Linked DNA regions of Homo sapiens: region 2 is linked to region 1. A link is an interaction called in ENCODE POLR2A ChIA-PET data of the cell type or tissue named here. Cell type or tissue: Caco-2. All regions are shown on one strand. Each heading gives the region's core, and the rest is flanking DNA. Links, peaks and the distances in the headings are about the cores only. Region 1 overlaps LPP (LIM domain containing preferred translocation partner in lipoma). Region 2 has its middle 19 kb from the start of BCL6.

The links. Peaks named below come from ENCODE experiments on the same cell type or tissue, not always from the same donor. Only the 100,000 strongest peaks of a DNase experiment are listed, where the experiment ranks them.
Region 2: POLR2A ChIA-PET joins it to region 1 with 9 read pairs; 5 of 35 experiments call an interaction of 5 or more read pairs at or near these places.

Annotation. Positions count from the first base shown.
Region 1 is chr3:188,277,953-188,283,337 of GRCh38, reverse strand. The region is part of intron 2 of LPP (LIM domain containing preferred translocation partner in lipoma); the gene reads right to left. Among named protein-coding and RNA genes, the nearest start is that of FLJ42393, 100 kb to the right of the region's middle. In Caco-2, for the core only: no CTCF peak of the experiment used is centred there; a DNase peak (open chromatin) is centred at 257.
Region 2 is chr3:187,761,753-187,767,137 of GRCh38, reverse strand. No RefSeq gene overlaps it. Among named protein-coding and RNA genes, the nearest start is that of BCL6, 19 kb to the right of the region's middle. In Caco-2, for the core only: no CTCF peak of the experiment used is centred there; a DNase peak (open chromatin) is centred at 2,677.

The sequences.
Region 1 (5,385 bases), core at 74-5,073:
GCAACTGCAAAGTCTTCTTCAAGAAGATTAATAATCAAAGTCAAAAATTCAGAGGTCATCATGTAAACCACTTTCTCCTTTTTAAAAGCTAAGCTTTTCCAATATGAGGAGGGTTGACACTCTAAGAAGTTGAGAGCTAAAGAAGAGATGGCACATTCTGACCTAACTTCACTAGGAATGCCACCAGCATCTTAAGCAAACACCACCTCTCCTTGTGCCTCTAGAGAGACAGGATTAAGAAGGAGCCTGGGGAAAAGCTGATAGCTGCTCATAAAAGCCATGCTCCAAAACCAAGTTCCCAGGGGCCCTTCTAGTTCCCTGGGTTAACTGCATTTGACCTTCCAACCCCTCAGGCCTCCTCAGTAATTCAATTTAACAGTTACAGAGTGCCTATAAATGCCAGCTACTGAGCTAGCCTCCAAAGGATCAGAGATGTCTGCCCTCTGATCAGAACTCAGAAACAGATACCACCCATTGAATACAAGGTGGTGTATGAAAGTATCTCTGAAAGTACAAACTGTGTGATGGGAAATGGAGGAGGAGAGAGACTGACACCAAATGTGAAGTCAGATGTTTCTGAGAAGGTGGAATTTGAGCTAAGCATGAAGGATGCTGCCTGGCAGAGGTAGCCAGCAGGGTGGCACTGCACCTGGGATGAAGAATATGAACATGGGGTGGAGAGGCAGGGGCCAAAAGGAAGGCAGAAAGGTTGCCTGAAATCATGAGTGTAGGGTCCTAAGCAGGGATGTCACTTATGCCAGGAGCATTGGGAGGCCAAGAAAACACACAGCAAGTCTCAAGACAGAGGCTCTGAGCTCACTGCTCTTAGGAGCACCCCACCAAAATAAAGACTCCCTCTCCAGTAGCCCAAGGAGATGAACATGTGTACACAAGCCAACCTCCTGTCACCCTGCATTCCAGACAAGGAACTACACAACACATGCATCCCTCCTGCGCTACCATGGCCTCCTGAAGCTGGACAATGTTATCACAACCTCCAGTATTAAATACAAAGCAACAGTGGACCCAGAAAGTATATCAGCAGGAACCTGACAATTCAGAGCTGAGACTAGGTGTCCAAGACCTGATGTTTCAAGGACCCACAATATTATGTAAACGCCTGGCCACTGAGCCCCATATTAAGCTAAAGACAAGAGACTAAAAATATAATAAAGAAAGTATGAAAGGTAGGAAAGTATTGCAAGGGAGGGAGGGAGGGAAGGAGAGAGAAAAGGAGACGAACGGTAAGAAAACAGAATATAAGGGAAGGGAAAAGAGAGGAGGGGAGGAGAAGGACAAGGTAGAAAGACACAAAAAAAGGGAAGAAACGTCTCCCAAAGGGCAAGGTGAGAAGGAGAAGGGAAAAGGTTACAGTTATCCCTCTGCCTATAAGAATGATTATATACAAGTAAAACATGTGACTGCAATTCGGAGTAACTATTTCAATGTTTGTAGTCATGATATTTCATGAAAGAACAAAGAATTTAAATTTTATACAAATAACTGTTGAGGTTTTTAAAGCAAAAAATAAACATATATTTACAGGTATATAAATGTGAGACAAAAACTAGACACATGGCAAATTGCTAATGACGGTAACTTCTTGGAAGAAAGAAAGATGGGGGAGGAGAAAGGAGTTTGGAAAGTTGCAAAAATGGTCACAAATTTTCCCCTTCCCTACCTATGTCCTCATCCTTGCAATATGACTTTGGAGCTTTTTTTTTTTTTTTTTTTTTGGTAGAGTCTTCCTCTGTTGCCCAGACTGGAGTGCAGTGGGGTGATCTCAGTTCACTGAAACCTCCGCCTCCTGGGTTCAAGCGATTCTCCTGCCTCAGCCTCCCAAGTAGCTGGGATTACAGGCACGAACCATCATGCTTGGCTAATATTTCTGTATTTTTAGTAGAGACGGGGTTTCGCTATGTTGGCCAGGCTGTTCTCAAACTCCTGACCTCAAGTGATCCATCTGCCTCAGCCTCCCAAAATGCTGGGATTACAGGTGTGAGCCACTATGCCTGGCCTGACTTTGGAACTTCTGCCACCAAGAAATATACTCTTTCTAAACCCGCATCACTAATAAGTGTGTATTTGTTTACGGACTTATCCATACATATGTAAAAGGCTTTTATGTGCTTTACTAAATTCAAATGTCTTCCTACAAACAGTAGTAAGAACCACATTTATTAAATAATTCATATGTGCAAATTGTTTTAAGCTCTTCACATGCATTATTTCATTTTGTCTTCAAAAATTCCTTTGTCGCCTGTAATCTCAGCTACTTGGGAGGCTGAGGCAGGAGAATCGCTTGAGCCCAGGAGGCAGAGGTTGCAGTGAGCAGATATTGCACCATTGCACTCCAGCCTGGGCAACACAGCAAGATTCCCTCTTAAAAAAAAAAAAAAAAAAATTCCTTTGTCGTCCTATCATTAGCCCCAGGATAGAACTGACATGAAGAAGAAGCTGAGTCACAAAAATTAAACAACTGGCCTAAGGTCATTTGTATACAATGACCTGGACTCTGGATTTAAATCCAGACAATCCAACTCCAAAGCCCACATTCTCCCCACTATGTCTGTGTCATCGTGTTAATCCACCAGTTGGTTAACCCAGACAAAACGGGAACTGGTTAAGACCCTGTTCTGGCTCTTGGTGAACACTACTTCCTTTCAAAGACTCACAAATCACCTGTCTACATAGGACCGTCGACAACTGGAATCACAATGAAATCAGCAGATTCTAGACTCTGGATACCTGTTTCGTTTGGGGGCGGGGTGGGGGATGGGCACTGGACTTTTTTGATAATACCTATTTCCTCGTCTCCTCACTTTCTGGCATTTCTGCTGATTTCTGGGTTTCCTCAAAATTACTGGTAGCCGTTCCCCATCAGAAGTTCTCTTCTGTATCCTGAGATGCGGCATTCGTGGTCCATGAAATTTGCAACCATTTAAGGAAAGCAAATTGCTCTCTCACAACCTCTTCAATTGTCATAGGCATCAATTTCTTCCTAATGATGTCGATTCCACCCTTCATAGATGACCCACCCCCTTGATAGAGATGACTGACAGAGGCAGAAAGCAGCCATGCAGCTCCGCTTTCTCCTTTCATCTGGGCCATTACATCACCCTCTTCGGGTTACAAAAATGCTAGACATCCACACAAAAGGACTCCCTCTTCCAGAGCCCATTCGAATCCCACTCATGTCTAGGAGGTCACTGAAAACGAAAGGCAGTGATTGGCTGCCAATTACATCACTGCTCTACAGGCCTGATTAAACTCTTAATTAATTGAATGCCACTTTACTTACACACCTCACTCCACAGACAAATAAATAAACACAAAGAGAACAACACAGGGTGAAGGTAGTAATAAACTATAGCTTCTGGCTCAGGTAGGAAAGAGGAGCCATTTGCTGGAGTTACCTGTCATTAAAAATGATTCGGTCACCAGGTGGAGACACACAGCTCTCTATATTAAATTAGAGGAATGATTCAAAGGGGACCAGTTTCAGCTGACAAGAGCAAAAAGAAATCAATTTTAGGTTGCCAGGACAACTAGACTTTTCCTGCAAGAATAAATTTGATACAGCCCTAAAATCTGACAACTAAATGTTTCCTCACATTACATCACATCCCTAAAATGTGTGTTGAACCAGTGAGATAATCAAGCCTGCTAATTACTTTCTACAACACCCAGAAGATACAGAAATGATGGTCTTGGCTCCAGTCTGACTTTCCTCTAACAGCTCCACTCGCTATCTTACTTTTATAGTGAATGAGGATTGTGTGCTTCTTAAAATGAATCTGAAAGCATATCATTGTCAGTTGGTCCTTGAATCCTAGAGAAAGGAAGGTGAGCACCTTCTCAATTCAAGTCCCCTAATGGGTTATATCTATACCCATGTTCCCTGTCATATAATTCATTGGCTACCCAAGGGGTTCCAGAGAAGGAGTCCAAAGTCACAGAATTATATTTAATACAATGGGGGGTCTAAAGGGACTTGAGAGGTTACCTTTGTTTTATAGAGGGTGAGTCTGAGGCATAGGTAGGCAAAGCAACTACTCAAGGCCAGTGAAGCTGGTCAGCAGCAGAGTCAGGACTGGAATCCAGCTCTTTGGATAATGGCTTCTACGCCATTTCCTTAAATAGCTGCAGTCATTCCATGGCTGTGCCTTGGAGACTTTAGGAGCTGAAGTTAAGTCCACTTGATCTCCTACTAATCCATGGGAGGCAGTGACCCCAAATGGCCTCATCCCAGGAGGTCAGAGTCCTGAACCCAGATCCAAAAATATCTGATGAGATGAACGTTCCCTGTGCATTTACATTCTCAGAAGCCTGAATATCAATGTACCTCCAGGGGCTATTAAAAACAAGAACAGCTAATAAATCATGGGAAAGCAGTTCACAAATGTAAAGTAATACAAAAATGCTAAGCATGGATAATATAAGTGCCCCAGGCTGAGGCAGTTCCCTGGAGAGCGTGATGCTTTCAAGTGGGCTAGGCTTTGGCGTGTTATTACACAGCCTCCACCATCATCTACCAGAAGATGCAAAGGACACGCCTCTCTCCAACCTCACTCTCCTTTCTTAGATTGCTCCCAAGTTCTCGAGAATGCCCCTAGATCTTATTATAACGTATTGTATTATAATAGAGCCATGGTTATATAGTCTTCACTAAGTGTAGAGAAACACCGAGAGGAGATCTGAAACAAGCAGCTCTGTGCACGTCCCCAGACCACTGACGGGAAAGCAAATGTCAAGCTGTCCCTAGCTTGTCATAAACCAAGTAAACCATGAAAAACAATGAATCCACTAGAAGATGCATGTCAGCCAATTCAGCCTTGAGAGTCGATTCAGAATCAGAGAGGTCAGAAGAGTATATAGCACACACAGCAGGTCTCTGGCTGCAGGTGCCATGGGAGGAAGAGGTGAGGACAGAGCACTCCTTCCAACCACCTACATAGTCTTTGGCAGATGAGGACTTGCTCCAAGCCAGGTAAGCAGAAAAGGCCAGGGGACGAATATCAGGGGTGAGTAGGGTAAAAATAAAATCAAAAGCTAGTATTGGAGAGATTTAGTTTCTAAGTCTGACCCTGCCATTACAAGTTGTGCCACATTGGGTAAGCTACATAAACCTTTCTAATCCATCCATACCTCATCCATCCAATATGGATCACTAGTATCTACTGCATAGGCTGGCTTTGAGGATTAAATGAAATGAACAATAGAAAGCAATTTACCCAGTGCCTGGAACATAGTACGTGTGTAATAAATGCAAATTATCATGATCGAAAGAGAGGCTGGGGGCTAAAATCCAGCACAAGAAAAAGGGCAAAAAGAAATGCATGAAGTTAGAGGGCTAAATCATGGGAATGGAGAATAAATGATTTT
Region 2 (5,385 bases), core at 259-5,258, 520 kb after region 1:
CAAGAGCCTTGCTCTTTCAGTAGGCTACCTTTTCAGACACCTTGGTGCAAATAATTAAGCAGCAGCAGCAGCACTATCCCAGTTACCTAAATTTGGGCAAGTGAATAATACGTAAGTCTAACATTGGGGAGCCCAGGCGGATAACAGACTGAGCTATTAAACACAATTCTGAAAGTGAGAAGGAAGGTCAGTGTGCCTCTAAACCCATGAATCCTAATCCTTGTCTAGGTCACTGCCTTGTGCTATGAATGCTTCCTTTCAGCAGTGCCTGGTAACAATTTAGAAGAAACCAAGATTTTGAGTTAAAGTTTTAGTAAGAGCGTAAGAATAATAAAGTTGGATCAATGTCCAGTGGTCTTTCTAAGCATCAGAATCTTTTTTTTTTTTTTTTTTTTTTAAAGCAGTGGTATAAAGGCCGGGCATGGTGGCTCACACCTGTAATTCCAGCACTTTGGGAGGCTGAGGCGGGTGGATCATTTGAGGTCAGGAGTTTGAGACCAGTCTGACCAACATGGTGAAACTCCATCTCTATCAAAAATACAAAAATTAGCTGGGGGTGGTGGCGGGCACCTGTCATCTCAACTGCTCGGGAGGCTGAGGCAGAGAATCACTTGAACATGGGAGGCGGAGCTTGCAGTGAGCAGAGATCACGCCATTGCACTCCAGCAGCCTGGGCAACAGAGTGAGAATCTGTCAAAAAAAAAAAAAAAAAGCAGTGGTATAAGAAATATGATTATTTTGAATAATTAGTAAACCTAGTCTAGATTTTAACTAGCAACACTTTTGCAGCAAGTTACCTGCTGCCTGTCACATAACGGGGCTTAATAAATGTTCACTGGCCGGGCGCGGTGGCTCACGCCTGTAATCCCAGCACTTTGGGAGGCCGAGGCGGGTGGATCATGAGGTCAGGAGATCGAGACCATCCTGGCTAACAAGGTGAAACCCCGTCTCTACTAAAAATACAAAAAATTAGCCGGGCGCGGTGGCGGGCGCCTGTAGTCCCAGCTACTCGGGAGGCTGAGGCAGGAGAATGGCGTGAATCCGGGAAGCGGAGCTTGCAGTGAGCCGAGATTGCGCCACTGCAGTCCGCAGTCCGGCCTGGGCGACAGACCGAGACTCCGTCTCAAAAAATAAATAAATAAATAAATAAATAAATGTTCACTGAATATATGCATACATCTATATGTATATATATAGCATGTATAGTAACAGTATTGTTTTGATAATTATGTATGTAAGTTCATTTGTATAGATGATGAATGTACAGATGGATGGATACAGGGCCCAGATGTCAGAGAAATGTCTCCCAAAATAGCCTGTAATCATGTATAGGAAGCTGACAGAATGCTTACTTTGAAAGTGAATGCACCAGAAAATTTACAGGGTACCTACTGGGTGCTGATGAAAGGAAATAGAAGGCATATCTCTTTGCACTTGCCTCAGATAACCACAAAAGGCATATATACAATTTTAAATAAATCATTTGTATAGTTTAGAATTGCTTGAATTTGGAGGCAAAAGAGGACTGTTTTCCCTTTAGTGTGACTCAACAATCACAGGATGTGAGGGGTGCAGGAGGCCTGGGTCATCTGGTGCATTTAGCCATTTTAGATTGAAGATTGAACTGCATAAAGGAAAGTTACACAGTGATTCATAGGCAGATGTTTAAAAAAAAAATAGAAATAAAAAACTCCCTCTCTAGCTGCCACTGTTTTCTGTAGGTGCTATGGATATCCTCAGAAATAGGTATTTGCAAAGATGCGGAAAATTTGGTAGGACGGTATAAAGTCAATTGCGTGCGCTTTGGATTTATTTCAACCTGGGTTTGAACCTCCTTCATCTGGTTACTGGCTCTTCATCTCAGGGAGTCTATTTGCGTTTTGAACCTCTGGCTCCTGACTTATGAAATGAAGATACCTGACTGCATGTCTCCTGTCGGGATGAAATGAGATTACATTGGAAGGGGCTCAGCAGACTGAGTACCACCTCACACTGTTTCTCAGTATTTCATTCTTCCTCATACCCACAAATTCTCCCTTTGTCTCTAACGTCCTGGGTACCCTTGGGCCAGGCACAGACTGCTTCCTCCCCTCCTCATCTGCTACATTCAGGTGTTGGATCAGACAATATCTAAGATTCCATTCAATGAGTCTAACTGTCTAGTCCCATTTTTTACCAGAAAGCTGGGATAGCTGGACAGTATATAAAACAGTCTACTTTGTACACATTTATGTTTACAAGACATTTACTATGCTTTGCCACATTTAATCCTTAATACCTGCAGAGCAGTAGTTGCTTTCACCTTTTACAAATGAGCAAGCCAAGGCAACAGGCATAGAGGAAATAATCCCATACCTCTGGCTGTCAATCAGCATGCAGGGAAGACTTTTAAAGGCTTGACAACAGCATTCAAACACAAGGCTCTTCATGATACCCTTGGCCTTAAAAATCAAGTGTAAACTTCCCAAATTCACTCTGTCCCTTCTACCCCCTCTTAAACTAAGAGCTTTAGTCATCTTATCTTTCTTTTTTGTTGTCTCTTTTAAATGTTGCCATTCCAGGCTGAGGTCATGACTCTGTCTCCTAAGAACCGTAATCAAATTTGGAAGACAACAGGACTGAACGCAGAGCCTTCCGTACCTGGTTCCCAGACTGAACATGCATAAACAAAGCCGATGGCTGGGAATTCAGCCCTTGTTGCCTGAGGCTGTGGGGCTGGCTGTGAATTTTTACCCAGCTCCTACCTGACTGTCTTTTTTTAGCATTTGACATGCTTGCTGCTGGATCCATGATAGAGCCACTCTCTCAAGACATTGATTTATATTCTCCCTTGGGGGCCTAGAACTATGCCCTACACAATGGGTGCTCACTGAGCTGGAGATGGTATTGCCGCCAATGCAGTCCAGAATTGCATCAAGTATTTTAGCAATTGCACCAAATTATCAGCCAGTCTGATTCGTAGCCCTTCCCACATAGATTCACAAAGCCCACTTTCAGAAACTAATTCTTAATAATGCAATCAGTTCTTGGAAACTGAAGCCGAGTTTCATATTTGAATGTTGACTTTCACCATGCAGGAAAGTTGGCCACATGCAGGAGTGACTGGAAGATTTTGGCAAAGATATTAATTGGGATTTTCCATTCTCAGAGAAGCTGCATGTGCTAATGCACAGGTAATACTCCATTCTCAGGGTTCCTAGTAGAGGCAGAATTGAACTGTTTCCCCTTTTGAAATGCAATAACATCTACTTCTCAGGGCTATCATGAGGATGAAATTAGAAGATACAGGAAAAGGTTAGCACAGAGCTTTGCTCAGAGCATTGAGCAAATGTATTAGTTGTTGGGACTCTTGTTTGAAGTAAAAGGACCAGGTTTTGAACCTCATTCTGCTGCTCACTAGCCCAGTGCCTTTCCCGTTCTGGGTCCAGATTCTCTTATCTTCTAATGAGAGTACTAATTGCCACATACTTCACAGAGTCATGATGAGAAACAAAGAATGGCTGAGAAAGTCCTTTGAAAACTAGATGGCTCAAACAAAATAAAGCATTATTAGGTATATGTCTAATCCCTGTGCCATGGTTTCAGCCCTTCTTTTTGTACGAAAAGCCTTCCCTCCCCATACTTCCTCTCTTTAACCTGCGTGTTGAAGTTCTATCCTTCATTCATAAGGCAGTAAAACATTAATAGCTAAGATTAAAGTCTTCAGATTGCTAGGGTTCAAATCCCAGCACTGTTTTTTATTAGTTGCTTGACTTTGGGCAAGCTACTTCACCTTGCTGTGCTTCAGTTTCCAGTCTGTAAAATGGGGATAAAAAAAAAATACCCATTTCATAAGATTGTTGTAAGGACTAAATTAACAAGTGTTAAGTACTTAGAACAGTATATACTCCATACTATATAAAATGCTAGCCATAATTATTTCAAGGCTATGCTTATTGTTTTGATGTCTATTATTTCAAGAATATGTTTATCATTTTGCATTATTTTATTATTATGTTCAAACCCCACCCCTCCAAGAAACTTTCTTATATCTCTGAAGCAATCATGTTCTCGAAGTCAACCAAAGTATATTGATTGTAGCTCAGTTGTAGCTCTGGTCATTGCTTGTGTGTTTGTTTATATCTCCCTCCCCCACCAGCTTTGGGGCCCTAAGTGACAGAGGTTTGCTCTTTTACCTCCGTACACATGGTCAGTGTACATTAAATATTTGTTGAATTGGATGGAAGGTATGCAAAGCAAATGTATACACATGAATAAACCTAAATTTATTGTATAACAGCTAATAACACCCTCTACATAATAACTACATTTTCAGACTGAACAAAATTACAACCTTTTGCACTCTCCCTGACACATAGTATGTGCTAACTAAATGTATTTACTTGAAAATATGAGAAGATAAATAAAGGTGCATAAACTCCAGTAAAAGTCTCAGTCTATTGGGTCCTCTTCCTTCAAAACATGTGCGAGATGGGTAAGTTGCTTATCTTAGGCACCAGGAGAGGATTAAGATACCAAGGAGAAGAAACAAATAGCTACTGACCTCCAGGCACTCACATTCAAGAGGAGAGACAGTGCAATTACTAAATAGTCACAGGGGGTCATAAGTGCTAAGCTGAGTAGGATGAAATAGCACAGCGATGTGTGTTCAGCAGCTCAGTCATCTCTCTAAGATTTGGACCTTCTCAACATCAGATTGCCCAGGTATGTTCATTTGGGATGATTGTACCTTCTTTTTCAATAAGTAAGGAACCAGGGGAAAAGATTCCAAGTTGACTAAAGGCAGAGGGGAACAGGTCAGTTATAAGAGTGTGGTAGTTCGCAATACAGCAGGTGAGAATATAAAATGAGGAGGTAAGACCATAAGCCACGTCTCTAGAACATATCTCATAGAAAGTGCTTCTCAGTCTCAACCATTTTGATGTCAAATGTGGAGAAAATATTGTGAAACAACAAAAACTATCCTGGTCCAGTAGAAGGGAGACCTAGTTTCTTACCAACCCCATTTCCACCAGTGACTTTCCTCCCTAAAGCCCCGATTTCACTATCAATCGAGAAATGAGTTTGAACTTGAGTATTTCTAAGGACCATTCCACTTTCACTGCTTTTTGGTTCTATTTTTTAACACCTGATCTGATATGAAAGCCAACTCTTTCTTCTAGCTTCAAATACTACCTCTATTTTGATGAATCGCAAATGCATATCTCAAAGCCAGACATCTCTTTTGAATCCAAGTCTTGAATATCACCTTGCCTACTTTGCCATCTACCTCAGTTGTTCAAACCAGAGTTTTCAACAATTTCTCCACCTCCAAAAGATTTTCATTTTACAGTGTTTTTTGCTTGTTTGTTTGTTTGTTTGTTTGTTTTTTAACTCAGTAAGTGG